2 separate regions of the Homo sapiens genome follow, and region 1 is linked to region 2. A link is an interaction called in ENCODE POLR2A ChIA-PET data of the cell type or tissue named here. Cell type or tissue: GM12878. All regions are shown on one strand. Links, peaks and the distances in the headings refer to the core of each region. The heading gives the core; the rest is flanking DNA.

What was found. Peaks named below come from ENCODE experiments on the same cell type or tissue, not always from the same donor. Only the 100,000 strongest peaks of a DNase experiment are listed, where the experiment ranks them.
Region 1: POLR2A ChIA-PET joins it to region 2 with 5 read pairs; 1 of 35 experiments calls an interaction of 5 or more read pairs at or near these places.

The regions. Positions count from the first base shown.
Region 1 is chr17:27,515,581-27,523,647 of GRCh38, reverse strand. The region is part of intron 1 of KSR1 (kinase suppressor of ras 1); the gene reads right to left. Among named protein-coding and RNA genes, the nearest start is that of KSR1, 63 kb to the right of the region's middle. RefSeq lists enhancers at 3,500-4,136, 4,116-4,265. In GM12878, for the core only: no CTCF peak of the experiment used is centred there; a DNase peak (open chromatin) is centred at 3,877; H3K4me3 peaks cover 416 bases; H3K27ac peaks cover 2,253 bases.
Region 2 is chr17:27,803,689-27,811,755 of GRCh38, reverse strand. No RefSeq gene overlaps it. Among named protein-coding and RNA genes, the nearest start is that of NOS2, 7.2 kb to the right of the region's middle. RefSeq lists enhancers at 899-2,944, 3,558-3,677, 5,423-5,442, 5,359-5,598, 5,629-5,688 and 4 more, a silencer at 2,860-3,022, a cis regulatory region at 7,730-7,869 and promoters at 1-8,067, 2,939-8,067. In GM12878, for the core only: a CTCF peak has its summit at 6,120 (motif pointing left); DNase peaks (open chromatin) are centred at 2,995, 3,505, 5,765 and 6,115; H3K4me3 peaks cover 1,119 bases; H3K27ac peaks cover 4,233 bases.

The DNA of each region.
Region 1 (8,067 bases), core at 1,879-6,878, 290 kb after region 2:
TTTTATGTGTGAGAAAAATTAACTTGCTTGAGTTACTGTTATTTGAACTCTATTTTATCTAATATCCCCTCCAAACTGGTCATGTCTTGCAAGACAAGGAACTTGGTCAATAACATCAACATTCACTATCTGGAAGCCTCCAGCTGTTTATTTGCCAACTTTCCCCATTAGACTGCGAGCAACTTGATGGCAGCAACATGTCTCTCATTTTCTAAATAATTCAAACACACAAAAATGGTATCTTTCCTTTTTTTTTTTTTTTAACCTTACAGAAATGGTATCATTACTACAGATATTCTGCAACCTTTCTACCAACGTTTTTCTTAAATGTAGTCGGGCTGATTCATGTAAGTCAGATGGAACTGGTGAAAAGTACTACACTGTGTAAACCGTCATTTATTGATATATTTCCTGGCTAATAGGCTTTTAGTTTCCTTCTAGTTTTTCATCATCACCAAAAATGTTACAATGTACATCTATTTCTCCTTGAGCACTTGCATGCTAGTTTTTCCAGTACAGACAATAGAAGTAAAATTTTTGGCTATAGGGTATGTGTATCCCTAACTTCACCACATCTAGTCAAGTTCTCTTGAGAGTAGTTGTACCAATTTACACTCCCCAGGGCCCTGTGTGAGAGAGGAGGCCCCTCCCCATGCTGTATTTCTAAACTGCCAATTTCTACCTAACATGATGGTAGCAGGATCCTTTTTTTCTTTCTTAGTACCCTGAACTAGCTACAGCAGAAACACAGGAATCCCCTGAGCTACTCTCCCCAAAATGTTGTCTGGCTGCTGCCTGAGGACAGACCACCCTGCAAAAAGCAACCTAGCTGGGCAGCCAGCATTCAGAGTGGTGCACCCATTGCTTTCTATCTATGGTGTCTCCTCTTGCAAGACAGAGACTTTCCCTCATTGCAAACTTGCTGGGGGGTTGGTGGATTAGTCCTTTGCATTCACCACCCCTCAAATTATTTCATATCCAGCCTACTCACTCAAGCCCTCTCCAATACCAACCAGAAAAGGACAATGTGAAGGTGTTTGTCCCACCACAAAGCCCTCCCACTTTTCCCTGGAGCTCTCAGGCAGGCTGCTGAAAAGAACATCTCATCTCTGCTGGAAAGAAACACCTCATCTCTGGTGGTGGCTCATGAGCATCTCCTGATAAAGGAAAATCCCAGGCAGAGAGAGGGGCCAAGTTGTTTATTTCCAAACACAAGCCAGATTCCAGCTGTGACATGTATACTGGATCTGCTCACTGCAAAGGCGAGCTGGGCGGGAGGGCCACGGGGAGCGGGGGCCAAAGCTGTGTGGAGGATTGCGTGGTTGTTTAGTTTCAAGTAAGCCAGTATTCCTAGGATCAAGTTCATAGCCCCTTCTCAGTCCTGTTTTTCCTGACTCTGCCTGTCTATGGATTTTTCATGTCAACTTGCCCCAAGTGCAAAGGGTAGTTGCCTTGACCCACTTAACCCAGGGGCTCAGAGAGACACTCCACCGGGCTCAAGGCTGGGGTCTGGTATCCACCTTTCCACTCCACAACATTTATTGAAAGCTTGCTCTGGCCAGGTACCAGTGTATAAGAATGGCTGTAACAAAAACCCAGCCATTATCCAGAACTTGACCTCTGAGAACTCATGGCCTAGAAAATAAATACTTGTGATGTCATGTGAAAAGATGCAATGGTAAATATGTGCAAGAGAAAGGAAAGAACAGAGAAAGTAAACCTAACTAAGCCTGGTCTCCCTAGCAGCATGGGTGATAAGCAGACATTTTTATCATCAACATCATAATTCCAACTGCCTGCCTTTCCCATAGCCATGAGAGTGTGGATTAACAGGGCAACAGGTGGTGCTTTGGGAGCTCAGACGTCAGGAGACCTGGTTCTAACCCACCTGCCTCCATCAGAGTAGCCTTTGCAGGCCAGGCGTGGTGGCTCACACCTGCAATCCCCACGCTTTGAGAGCCTAAGGCAGGTGGATCACTTGAGCCTAGGGAGTTTGAGACCAGCCTGGGCAACACAGTGAGACCCTATCTCTACAAAAAAATTCAAAAACTAGCCAGGCGTGGTGGCTCATGTCTGTGATCCTAGCTACTCAAGAGGCTGAGGCAAGAGGCTTGCCTGAGCCCGGGAAGTCAGGGCTCCAGTGAGCTACTGCACTCCAACGTGGGCAATGGAGCTAGACCCTGTGATCCTAGCTACTCAAGAGGCTGAGGCAAGAGGCTTGCCTGAGCCCAGGAAGTCGGGGCTCCAGTGAGCTACTGCACTCCAACCTGGGCAATGGAGCTAGACCCTGTTTCAAAAAAAAAAAAAAAAAAAGGAATGGCCTTTGTCAACTCACTGTCCTCATGGGTAAACTGAAGGGTGGAACAAGCAACTCCTGAGCAGTCCTTTCAGCTTGGGTATCCTAACCAGGGGCTTTCCACCCTCCCTGTGTATCAGAATCACTTGGAGCGGGTATACATATAGAGATGCCTGGGCCAGTTCCCACCCCAGAGGTACTAAGTCAGCTGGCCCAGGGCTGTGCTCCTGATATGGATGTGTTTTAAAAGCACCCATGATTCAAACATGAGGACAGGGTTCAGAACCACGGTGCTGAACAAACTTCCTGCTGGTGACAGCCACAAGTGCTTGAGGACCGGGCCCCATTCCACAGACTGCCCAAGGCAGGAAGCGAACCCAAGGCCAAACAGCCCATAGTGCCTGCTGTCTGCTCACAGGGATACAATGATTTCAGGAAGATTCCAGTTAGGCCAACTGGCAAACAGGGAATCACACGTCTCCCGCATCCTCCAGCTACCTGCTTTCAGCCCCTTTTGGCCACTGGGACAAATGGGTAAGGGGGAAGGCAGCACCCCTCCAATCCACTGGCAGGGGGCCGCCCCACCCTCGGGAAAAGGAGGCCAGTGAGAGTTGGAGGCAGCGGGGCCTGGGAAACCTGGGCGGGCACAGCCTGGCCTCCCTGCCTGTGAGCCAGCCCCTGAGAGGCCTCGTCCGGACAAAGGGGCAGAAGAACAAAGCTCCACTGTGCCCGTTCTGCACGGAAAAGCCAGCAGAGACAAGGAGACTTCAGGGCTGGTGGCACGATTAGCATTTTATTTATTTATTTAATTTTCGTTTTATCTAACAAATGCCTTGGGGACACAACACTTATTATGCGCACCAAGCAGAGTTTCTGAGCCCTTTCTAAAGATTAAGCTTTAGAAGATTAAGCTTTCCAGAGTTAAAGTCCAGGGAGGGGAAAAAATTAATTCTCCCCCTCCACAGGCACATAAATTTACCTTTGCATTTGCTACTGTCTGGCCTATAACATACAGAAACCACTTGGATCTAGGAATGTGTCCCAAGGTGTGACTTAAATCCCTTCGGTGCCCTTTATAGAAGGCCATCTTCTGCAGGAATGGAAATTTTCTCATGGCAAGGTGGAAAGAATTTGGAAGTTAAACTCCATTTGCTACATGAACTTGGACAAGTTTCAGAAACTCTCCGAAACTCATTTTGGTGTCTGTCAAATGGGAACAGTGTAGCCTATTTCAGAGGTGTTATGGAGTGAAATGAAATAATTCATTCGGTATAAAGGGTGCAACAAAGGGCCTGACATCAGCTACAGGTTTATTCCCTTCTCCCATCTGCAAAGCACCACCTCTGCCATTTACAGAGACTCTGCTGCACTGAGTACCCATGGTCTAACAGCAGCCCTGCCAGGTTCAGTATTACTATCCCCACTCCCGGCTGGGGAAACAGTTTTACTATCCCCACTCCCAGCTGGGCTGGATGAAGAGCTCCTCCCAAAGCTCACAGCTCTCAGGTGGTGGGGCCCACATTCAAAGCCTGTGCCATGGACCAGGGACTTTCCTTTGGTCTTAGACTCTAGGTCCCTCACCACAACCCGTCCCAATTTAGAGCCTAAATAATCATACAGCTCAGTAGAGCTCCTTGCTTTTTGTTTGGTTTTAACAGTGTCAGAAATCCCCCACAAATCTGGCAGCTCTAAACACTCACATTGCAGGCCCCACAAGCAAGCACCCAAGGCTGGGCTGTGCAGAGAACGGGGACAGCTGGGGTCCCGGGACTGACAGAGTGGCACTGACTGACCATCACCACTCAGGCTGCCCATTCTTGGCATCAAACGCACCATGGCCAGGTCAGAGAAGAAACTATGCCGACATGATAGAATCACTAAATGCCGGGGGTTGAAGGGGACTCCTTTCCTCAGCTGTAACACGGGTGTGGGGAGGAGTATTGCTGAACTAAACAATCCTGGAGGGATTTCCTGTCCTCCCACCCCTGGGAGCCCTAAGGGAGCAGTTGATTCAACCTCCATGTGGCCCCACACTTGAGCCACAGGGCAGGCCCTGACCTGCAACTGGAGAGTGGGTGCCCAAGACAATTTTAACAAAACAAAACCTCATTTCTGAGGCCTCAGAATTCCTTTCTGCAGGGAACCACACCCAGGGCTTCCAGGCGCTGACCACCACAAGCCATTATTTAGGGCAGCCTCTGTTCAGGTATTACTCCTCCCACTGTCACCATTACCCACCAGCGGCCTTACAAGGCCCAGAAGTGAGTTCTGCAGCCCAGGGCATGGTGAGAGGAACCAGGGCTTCAGGATCAAGCAAGCCTGCAGCAAGCGCAGCCCTGCCACTCTTCTAGGCAATGTGACCCTAGACACATCACCCAACACCTGAGCGGTCACTTCCTCACAGCTACTGTGCTATGCAGGGCTAATGATGCACACATCCTACTCCAGGAACCAGCCAGTGCAGGCCACAACAAATGCCAGTTCCCTGGAGGGCTCTTTCCCTGTCTTTTTCCCACCACGGCACAATGGAGGGATATGGAACATTTCCAGCACTATGAAGGCTATGCCTTTGGTGGAGAGGGAGGAGGGTCTAGGGAGTGTCCACCATTTATCCTCTCCTTTGAGCATCGCAGCCTTAAGCTTTCCCGACTCCTGCCAACACAGTGCTTGCTCCTACGTCCACTTTCCCACAGAACTTGTCAGCACAGAACATCAATTATCAACATAGATGTCCACCGACCCAGATTGCAAGAGCCTGGCAAGGTCAGGCTCTGAGCTCCCCGACACAGTGCCTTGTAGAGAGGGGGCACTCAGATGATGAATGGGCACTGGGTGGGCAGGCAGACAGCAAACACCAGAGTTAACAGAAACCAATTCTATGCTTTTCAGGGGGTGAGCTACACTTTCCAAAAGAAAGGACGGAAAGAAAACTATAGGATGCTTTCGAAATACATACCTTCTGCCTTTTTCTTTAAGAATATTAAGGTTCGCCAAATTTCACAAGTGCAGCTACTCCACCCAGTATTAAGTGGATTGAGAAATGAAAAGGTGTAGCTATTGCTTCTTTACTGCTAAGCTAATCCATCCAAGCTGTTTCACACCTCTGGGGCCTTGTTTACAGGCTCTCTCCACCTAGAATGCCCTGCTCCCTACAAAGCCTTTGCCAGCTCCCCCCTTGCCAACTCCCTCCTTCAGACTCCTTTTGGGGACAGGATAGATTTCAATGAGAGCATCTCTAACAGCCTACTGCATGAATTGGTTTTTTAAGTCTTCACTCACTGAGACAGATGCTGTCTGAAACTAGAAGGTCCTCTTATTTATTTCTGTATCAAGAGCATCTGGCCTCATGTGGTGGCATACAGCAGGTCCTCAATAATGACCAAATGAATAAATAGCTTGAATCGTGTTACTGCTTTAGCTTACAATCATTCTTCCTCCATTCTTGCCTATATCTGAAATCATCCCAAGTCCCCAAATCTTCCACTTACAATCCAAGCTTACAACCCCCACAATTACATAACATAGGGACCCAACTGCAATGCACTCCATCCCTCAGTTAGAAAAAAGCAAGTCTTACAATACAGAAGTGGGCCAAGGGTGGATTCTCTGAGCTCACCCAGGAAAACCAATCTACCTTCAATCCTCAGTGGTCTCTTCCAACTCCAGGTTGAAATCCATTTGATGAAATGCTACACAGGAGCGGTACTCAATAACACTCATAGTTTATCGTCCAATGAAAATGAAAGAATTATTATCAGCTAGGTGCAGTGGCCGAAGCCTGTAATCCCATCATTTTGGGAGGCCAAGGTGGGCGGATTGCTTGAGCTCAGAATCAGGAGTTCGAGACCAGCCTGGGCAACATGGCAAAACCCCATCTCTACTAAAAGTATAAAATTAGCCAGGCATGGTGGTGTGCACTTGAGCCCAGGGGGTGGATGTTGCAGTGAGCCGAGATCACGCCACTGCACTCCAGCCTGGGCCATAGAGTGAGTGAGACTCTGGCTCAAAAAAAAATAAAAATAAAATAAAAAGAAAAAGAGTTATTAAAGACCTGGAATCAATAGAAACAAGTGTCTGGGTTAAGATAAGGGGTTGTGGAGCACAAGGTTCTTATTATGTAGATGAAGTCTCATAGGTAGCCACCCTTAAAGGCAATAGACGACAAATGTTTCCCATTCAGACCTTTAAAAGGTGCTAGGATCTCAGTTAATCTTTTCAGGATCAGAAAATTACCTAGAAAGGGAAGGGGATTCTCTACAGAATGTAAATTTCTCCCACAAGAGACAGCTTTGCAGGGCCATTTCAAAATATATCAAAGAAATCTATTTTAGGATAAAATACTTTTGTTTTTGTTTCTTTCTTTCAGGGCCTGCTATCTGTCATGTGATGTTAAGATGTTATACTAGAGTCAGGTTGGAATTTGGTATCTCATTGCCACAAAGGGTCTCTTTTGTATTAAGATCTCTGTTTTAATGTTTAGACTAGTCATTATGTCTCACGAAAATGTATAAAACCAAGCTGTAACCCAACCACCTTGGGCACATGTTCTCAGGACCTCCTGAAGCTGTCATGGGTCATGGTCTTCACATTTGGCTCAGAATGTATCTCTTTAAATATTAAAAAAGAAAGAAAATAAAAAATGAAAGCAGGCTATAGAGCAAAAAGTACAGGATGATCTCAGCTTCGAAAAGTTCTCTCTATATATACATTTTTAAGAGTGTTTCAATTTTCTTTCATGCTTTTCAAAGTTTCTACAAGGAACATATATTACTCTTGTAATCAGATATGAAAATGATGGAAGGAAGAAAGGATGAAAGGGGGAGGAGGAGGAGGGGGAGGGAGACTCTACTCTGCACTATCACAGAAAGGGAGCGAGGACAAAGGCACATGAAGACGTCTGTTCCAACAATGGATTGATCTCTCTCATCAGGTAAATATGGCTCACATTGGCCTCTGTCCAAACACCCTCCCAGGGTGGCCCAATCCCACATCAGTGTTAATCTGTGATTAACACACCCCATCTGTGATAATGATGATAATATTAATGATAATAGCTTTTTTGAGCATTTACTACATGCTAGGCACTATTCCATTTAACTCATCCTCATTTCTTACAATGACCATAAGGCAATCATTACGATTGCTCTTTCACAGATGAGAAAACAGACAGAGATCAGGTAACTAGCCCAACGTCACACAACTACCTTTTCTCGATTTTCTCCTTTGGCAACTTCCTGGATGTGATAGGTCTCTTAGTTAGATAAAACCAGGTTTTCTAGAGGTTGTGCTTATAAAATGGGGGCTGCATTCACAAAGACAGATGAGGTAAGGAGGAAGCTATGTTGAATGGTGATGAGAAAATTAGCATTAAGTCAGCCATGGAGAGCCAATTGTTAAATAGTGCCTTGACTGGAGAAGATTTCAAACTCCTTCCCTTAACAAAAAAAAAGGCAAATTCTTTTATCTGATAGGCCAGAAGAGATCAGAGCTGATAAAACAGACTAAGCCTGCTCATGAAAGCCCTACCTAACCTAGAGGAGAGTCTATGGTTTCCCCCAGAGCCTCCTTCCTCAATCCACATTTCTACCATGTTGGGTTCTCTGGTTTCTCCCATCCATAGATTATAGTAAAGCAGAACATTTTTAAGGTGAAAAGAACCAGGTTTCTAGAGGTAAATGCACAGAGGCCACAAGACCTGGCAGCAATAATGGAATAAATGAAAAAAAAAAAAAAAAAAAAACTACGAAGCAGACCCAAGATTTAAAAAGCAT
Region 2 (8,067 bases), core at 1,475-6,474:
CTGGAGGGGTCACATGATACACATCAGGGAAACAGGCCAAGGAAACCCCTCAGAAGTGGGCCATGCCAGGGCAGATGGGCTAATGAGGAGTTCTTCCAGATAGGAGTTAAGTACTAAAGACAAAACAATTAATATGGAATTAAAGACACAACCAGGACCTGGAACAAAGTTGCAATCACAAAGCTGTCTGTGTTTCTTGCATTTTCTCCACCTCTTCCAACCCACTGCGGGCTTCAGTTTTCCCTTCTGTTAAGACTGAGAGCATGTATTTCCCACATTCCCTTCTTCATCCATGTGCATTAGATCATCCGGCAAGATAAACAGCAGCCCTGTGACATATATCCCCATTGTCCCCATGTTACGTATGAGGAAGGTGAGTCACATGGATGAGCCAAGAATCTTCCCTAAGTGGGCCTGGCTCACGGCGCTGCTGGCCTCTCGTAAGCAGCTAGTGGCAACCTCAGCTGAGCACTCCATAAATTAAGTGCTCAATGCTCACTGCAGGCTGGAGCCTCAAGTGAGCACCACTGCCGCCGCCAGTCCCCCGTTCCAGCAATTTATTTTAATCCCCTCTTCTTTTCCTCCTGACCTTTCAACTGCCCCAGGTAACAAACTATTTACATGGAAACTACCCAACAGACAGCTAATCTTGTACTGGTCTAGAACAGGGGCAGTAAATACAGGTCATTGGTCATCTGCCCAGGGCAGATGCGGGTGGCTACTTTTTCCTACTGAGCCTTAAAACTACAGAACTTTAACATTGATCTCACTGCAAGGCTCTGAGCAGCCATTCCTTGTCTATGAAGGTTGGCACAATGGATAAAATTCACTGGCCTTGGAATCTGATTCACCCTTCTGTGGGGTTTGCCTGGGGACCTGCAGTTGATCTCAGATCAGCACTAGTTAGATGCTGCCCTCTCTCCACACCCATCCAAAGGCCTAAATAGGAGGCTCAGGTCTTCCTGACAGTAAGAGTGGTGCTTGGGTATGCAAATGGCTGGGAGGATATCCTCTTCCGAAGCCTGTGACAATCCTCCCAGGGTTGCTCTGTGACTCCCACTCCCTCGATGACCTGCTGCAGCTTCCTGCCATATGTAAATCTCTTGCCTGGCTTTCCCCGTCCCCCCTCCTTTCCACTGCCCCACTTCTCAAGCTCTTTTCCAGTAGATAATTAGTGGAGTGGCATTTATATACACACTGGATGAGAAACAGACTGGAAAAACGAAACTCCTATTTATTGTGGACCTGCTATGTGCCACACCCTCTGCAGAAACTTGTGTGACTTTTCTCTTTCTCCTTCCATTTCACAGAAGAAGAAACTGAAACTGATGAGTAATAAAACTTGTGTCACCCAGAATGGGGCCCCCTCCAGGGCCTTCCACAGGCTTAGGGGAATCCAGGTCACCTGTGTGCTTAAGAGCCACCGAGGACGAAGGCAGATTGGACATCTGGAACCACGATGGTCAGGGGCAGGCTGCAGGTTGCTATGTCTCTACTTGATGCAGGTCCTCAGGGAAGCAGGCTGTCCCACCAAAATCAGAGCTCAGAACTCAGGGTCAGGTATCTACTCCCATATGTCCATCCATCCATCCATCCATCCATCCATCCATCCATCCGTTTGTCACTCACTCATTCGTCAATGGTCCATTGGCTACTTCACATCCACTAGAAGCTATATGACACAAAAAAGAAAGCCCATTACTGGTGTTGTCAAGGATGTGGACTGATTGGGACCCTCTTCCTATGCTGGTAGTGATATAAAATGGTGCAGCAGCCACTTCAGAAAATAGTCTGGCAGTACCCCAAAAAAGTTGAACATAAAGTTTCCCTATGACCCAACAATTCTATTCCAAGATAATTGAAAGTACATGTTCACACAAAAACCTGTACTCAAACATTTATATTTGGACAGCAATATTCACAGTGACCAAAAAATAGAAACAACCCAAATGGCCATCAATTGATGAATGGATGCATAAAATGTGGTATATCCATACAGTGGAATATTACTAAGCCATAAAAAGAATGAAGAACTTAAACATGCCACGTGAATGAACCCCAAAAACATTATAAGTGAAACAAGCTAGACACAAAGGGCCAAATATTATATGATTCCATTTGTATAAAACATCCAAAATAAGCAAATCTATAGTGAAAAAAAAGTAGATTTAGTGGTTTCTAAGAGTTGGGGGTAAGAAATAGGGAGTGACTGTTAATGGGTACAGGGTTTCTATTTGGGGTGACAAAAACGTTCTGGAATTAGATAGTGGTGATAGTTTCATAACTTTGTGAATATACTAAAAACCACTGAATTATACTCTTTAAATGGGGGAATTTAATGGCACGTGACTTTTTATCTCAACAAAACAAAATCCACTGAGCACCTAGTCTGGGCCAAGCATGCTGCTGGTGCTGCAGAGATGTGAGACATGACCTTGGCCTTGGGAAGCTTGTGTCTAGTAAAAGAGACAGAGCAGTGAGACCACAATTAAAACAGTGGGATCAGTGTTGAGGAGAGGGGAGCCTAAGGGATTTGGGGAACCCCAAGGGGCTTGAGGATGGAGGGTCAGGGGAGCCCCTAGAGGCAACAATGCCATGAAGTAAAGCAGAGTCTGAAGGGGATTCGAGTCAGGGCAAGGGTGGGCTAGGGAGCTGTCGGGAAGGACATTCCAGCAACAGGGAACAGTGTGTGCAAAGGCATGGCTTACTAGAGAGCTCCTGGAGTTGGGGGGAGCTCTGAAATGCAGGCCAGGATGAGACAGGCTAGACACAGGTATTGGAAGCAGAAGTTCAAGGTTCTTCCTTCCGGCATGGGAGCTTCCCTTGTAAGCTCAGCAGGAGGACAGCCTTTCCTCCTGTTGGGGACTGTCACCTCCTCTGAGAGTACTCCCCCAGGCTTCCCTGCCCAACCCCGCCCCCACCTGGCCTCTTGGGCCCTCCCGGGAGCCCCTGGGGAACTCCTGCATTGCTCAGTCCTTCCTCCAGGGCCCTGACAGCATCACAGATCATTTCATTGATTTTCCTGCCTCTTCCCCAGGAGCTGTCTTTGCCCTTTAAACAGTTGTTGTCTACAAGAGCTTGGTCTTGGGTGAGAGAGGGCTGCCTTGAGCCTCAGACCGGTGGTGTCCCTAAGATGCTCCTCCCAGAAGCATTTGGAATCAAATGGACCTGAATCTTGGTTCTGCAGCTTTAGCTGTATGATCTTGGGAAAAATTCTTTAATCTTCCTAAGCCTCAATTTTGTCATCTGTAAAATAGGGTTGACACAGCTCACCTCACAGTGTGGTGGTGTGGAATGCATGAGATAACACATTAAAAAGGCCCTGGCAGTCAGCTGGGCATTGTTTCTTGAGCTCCAGCATGTGCCAGGTGCTGGGAGAATAGCAGTAGGCAGAGCCAGCCAGCTCGGTGCTGCTGCTCTGCTAAAGCTACAGCTACGCTCCGGCTCTGGCAAGATAGGAGCGTGCTCAAGCTGAACTGCAGGGCAGGTGCTGCGTACATCCTCTCGCTACTCCTCCCCAAGGCTTGAGGAGGTGGGGACTCTGTGATTATCCACACTTTACAGATAAGCAAACTGAAACCAAAAGTAACCTCTCCAATGCCCACAGATGAATTTAGGTGGCAGGCCTGAGACTTGTCCCTGAGTCTGCCTGACAGTGGCCTCTGCCGTTATTAATAGCTTGCCCCCCACAGCCTCCCACTCAAATTGCTGGAGGAATTACCCTTCCTCCCTTCCTCCAATTCTTCCTTCACCCACCAAGAGCCAGACCCCACCTCTGTTTCAAGAGTGAGCCGCTCAGCTTTGGCCAACCGTCCTAGCATTTCGATGCACTTGGCCTGTCCCCCTGGTTTCCACTCTGTTTTTAAGGAGGCAGCCCCTGTCCCCCAAATGCACCGCCTCCAACAGGCTCTGGGACTCATCTTGCCATCTCTATTGGCAGCAGAGTGGGGAGGGAGAGAGACAGCCAGCTTGTCTGCCATCACTCACCACTGGATCCCCAGGGCCCAGCTTGGAAAACTCACGGACGATGCTCAGAAAACCGGTGTAACTCCTGCAGAACAGCCAGGGGCGTGGGCAGCCGCCCTCTCTGTGCCTCCTGTAATGAAAATGGGTGCTAGAGGCTCTTTTCCTTTGGGAAAGGTGAATTACTGGCACAGCCACACGTCTGAGATAGTATTTCAAAAAGTAAGGAGTCACTTTTTATATTATAAAACTAACATATGCACAGATAGCAAATACAGAGAAGGGTAAAGAAAAGATAACTATTGCCCATAATTCTACCACTTTTTAATATTTTAGTATTTTTTTCTCACATTTTTTCTGTCTTTATTTTACATGTTAGGGGTTATCATTTTTCTACTGATATCATGAACATTATTTCTTATCATAAAGACTCTTTTTTTTTTTTTTTAAGAGATCAGAGTCTCACTGTTGCCTAGGCTGGAGAGTGCAATGGTGCAATCATAGCTCACTGCGGTCTCTTAATTCCTCAGCTCAAGTGATCCTCCCACCTCAGTTAGTAGCTAGGTCTACAGGTGCTTGTCACGATGCCCAGCTAAATAAATCCTTTTTTTTGAAACAGGGTCTCACTTTGTTGCCCAGGCTGGGGTGCAATGGTACAATCACAGCTCACTGCAGCATCGACCTCCTGGTCTCAAGCGATCCTCCCACCCCAGCCTCTCGAGTAGCTGGGACTGCAGGTGTTCACCACCACACTTGGCTAATTTTTGTAATTTTTGTATTTTTTGTACAGACAGGGTTTTGCCATGTTGGCAAGGCTGGTCTCAAACTCCTGGGCTCAAGCAATCCTCCCATCTTAGCCTCCCAAAATGCTAGAATTTACAGGCATGAGCTACCACACCTGGCCAAAAAATTCTTAATACACTTTTTTTTTGGCCACGTAATGGTACACTATAAAGCTGGCCTGGTGTGCCTTTCTCTATGCTGATCACTTGGGTTGTTTCTGGCTCTCGTAGAGAGCGATGCTCCAGACATCTCTGTGCACACAGTGGTCAGGCTCTGCAGAAGTTGCCAGTCGTTGCTACATTCTGCCTTTCAGGGGCACTCTGGTGGGGAAGATAACTTTTCCAAGAGCATCAAAGACCAGATATGTATGAGGTGGGGAGACTCAGAAAGCCCAGATACCACAGCTGGAAAGGCCTCAGAGACCCTTAACTGAGGAAAGGGAGGCCCGGAGGGCTTATGTGGCCTAACCAAAGATGCAGCGCTTCTTAGGGAAGGATACAAGAGGGTGGGCTTAGCTGAAGCTCTTGGCATTTAGAACTTCTTGGATCAGCATCCAGCACCCTCAGAGGCTGTACCTGGGGAGGAGGTACCTCTCTTCCTCCATTTGACCCAATTCTAAACCCCCTGTAGCAGTGACGTCTGTCTTCGTCTCATTCCAGTGCACTTTGTGAATTCTAGAGGGCTTTCCCAGAACCAAGGAAGGCTGCTCTGCCCACAGCAGGCCTTGGGAATTTAACCTCCCTGGGAGCAGCCTCAATGAGTGATGCTCTGGAACTGCTGGGTCAGTAGCCCAGCCCCTGGCCCCTTGGATGGGATCATTTGAAGCCCTGTTTTCTGCACCATTTTTCAAGTTCCCTGGTGGGGCTGAGTCTGGTTGCAAATCGTGAAAGCTGCCCTATAGTACTTTTACCAGCTGCCTCCCTTTCTCTGTCTCACTTCCTCATTCCCCTCCTGATGTCCCCTGCACTTCCCAGATACACTACTTGCCCCTGAATCTTGCCCCTTGAACCATCACACCCTGGGACTACCCCAGGTGCCACTCTGTTTGTTGTTTCTCCGCCTAGAAGGACGGGCACCCAGGAAGCAAAACGGGAGGGCAGGGAAGGGAGGGTGTTCTGGGGAGGCTTGACAAGAAACGAGGCTTTTAAAAGAAACAGCAGCAAAGTGCCAGGCCTGCACCAGCCAGCTTGAGTCACACTCCAGGGACTCAGCAAAGCTTGTCCACCTTCCTGGTCCACCCTGGGCCTGTCCATCCTGGAGTGACCACCGGGCGTTTCCAGTAAAAATCCCTTCACTTCACTTCCGTCATCTCCGAGTCAGGCAAGGTGGTGGAAACCGGGGAAGACCTCAGCTTCGGAGCTGCTGGAATTTGTGTGACTCACGCCCTCCAGTGGTCACTTGACAAATGACATAGGGCTCACGGTCTGGGGACTTGAGCTTGTTAGGGCCTCAGAACCGGGAGGGTCCCAGGAATGCCTCTTCTCAATGCCTTCCTTTGACAGCTGAGTGGAGTGAAGGCCCCACAGGACACGTGACTCGCCACGGGACATGCACACACACAAATAGAGAGTAAGAGCCACGCCCCTGTGTTTCCTTCACGTCCCACCTTTATCATTTGTGTCACATCTGCATGCACCTATACTGTTATTTGCTTAAACATTTTACCTTAAACTGGCTCTCTTTAAACCTTAAATATATTTCTAAAATAAAATTTTTATCACTTTCTGTGAGGCGGGGCACACAGTAGGAACTCCGTCTCCTCCTTCCATGGCCTTGCACAGAGCTGGCACCAGACACTGACATGGAGGGGAGAACATTCAACCCCAGGTAATCCTCAGCTCCTACCTTGATCTCAGTTTCCCACTCTCTCATTGTCACCTCTCCTTGCCCCTGGGTGTACTCACCTGTAGCAAAATGGGTAAGCACACAGTGGGCGCACAAGTGGGGTCCAGTCAAGGTCTCAGACCTGGGTCAGTCCTCAGCTTTGCCACTTACAAACTGAGTGACATTGAGCTGGTCGCTCAAACTTTCTGTGTCTCGGTTTCCTTATTGGTGAATTGGGGATAGTATTATAATAGTACCTGCCACACAACGTTGTTGGAGGATTAACTGAGATAATAAATGGAAAGCCCAGGGCCTGGCTGTATTTATGGAGCAAGCACCAGAGCAAGTGCAAGCTGGGACTCCAGGGTTGTAGCCCTGCCACCACCTGACTGTGTGGTCTTGGACAAGTCATTTGGCTTTGCTTAGCCTCAATTTCCCCATCTATAAAATGGGGCTAGTGATCATTCCCACCCCATAGGACTGTTGTGTGGATTAAATGCTTGGTATGTTTAAGTGCCTTGCTCAGTAAACGTTAGCTCTGATCAATTGTTTTTGTAGAAAAGCCTTCAAAGTTGCTAACTTCCGAGGGCTAACTGGATCTGAACCATCTTCACAGCCTGGCATAGAAACAGATCAAATCAATCCAGTGGAAAATCAATTCCAGGATAATGAGCCCAAGACATTCCCGTGCTGATTGCTGTCAGCATGGTGCCTAGGACAGCCTGGGAAGGCAGGGAGGAGGGCATTTCTCCACAGCAGCCTCGGAACCTCTATCGCCACCCTCCGGGGGGCCCACCTGTCCCCCGCCTGCCCTTCAAGGTGCTCTTTGATTTCTCCCCAGCAGAATTCACCTGCTGCATCCATCATCAGAAGAGGCCAGGAATGCGGCCTGCTGGGTGGGCAGGGCCAAGAAGAAGGCAGCCGTGCAGGCCCAGGAAGCCGTAGGAGACTTGCCAACCTCCAGGAGGGGGCCAGCCCTGGACCCTGCAGACAGGCGCTCTGGGGAGGGTACCAGAAGCTCACTGTTTGTCCCGGCTTGAAGGCTGTTTGCTGTGTGACCTTGGTGAGTCTCCTAACCTCTGTGTATCATCACAATCATTATCACTATTTTTACTCTCCTCCTCTTCCTATTTGCCGGTTAAGAGAGGATTGGGATAGTGGTCATGGTTATACAACATTGTGAATATTCTAAAAACCATTGCATTTTACACTTTAAAATAGTTAATTGGTAATTTTATGTTATGTGAAATTTATTCCAATTAAAAATTAAAAATACATACATGAATTTAATGTTACAAAGGGAGAGAGAGGACCGGGAATTTAAAAGCAGGTGTTTGTGGTGGGACGGGGACCTGTCTGAGGAAGGATACTTCAGAAGGCAAGTCCTGGCATCCACTTGCTCTTTGTCAAAAGGGAAATTGTTACTCTCTGACTCCCAGCAAGGATAATAAATTCTTACTTGGCTGACTTTTTGCTCAATGGCTCAAAGCATTTTCT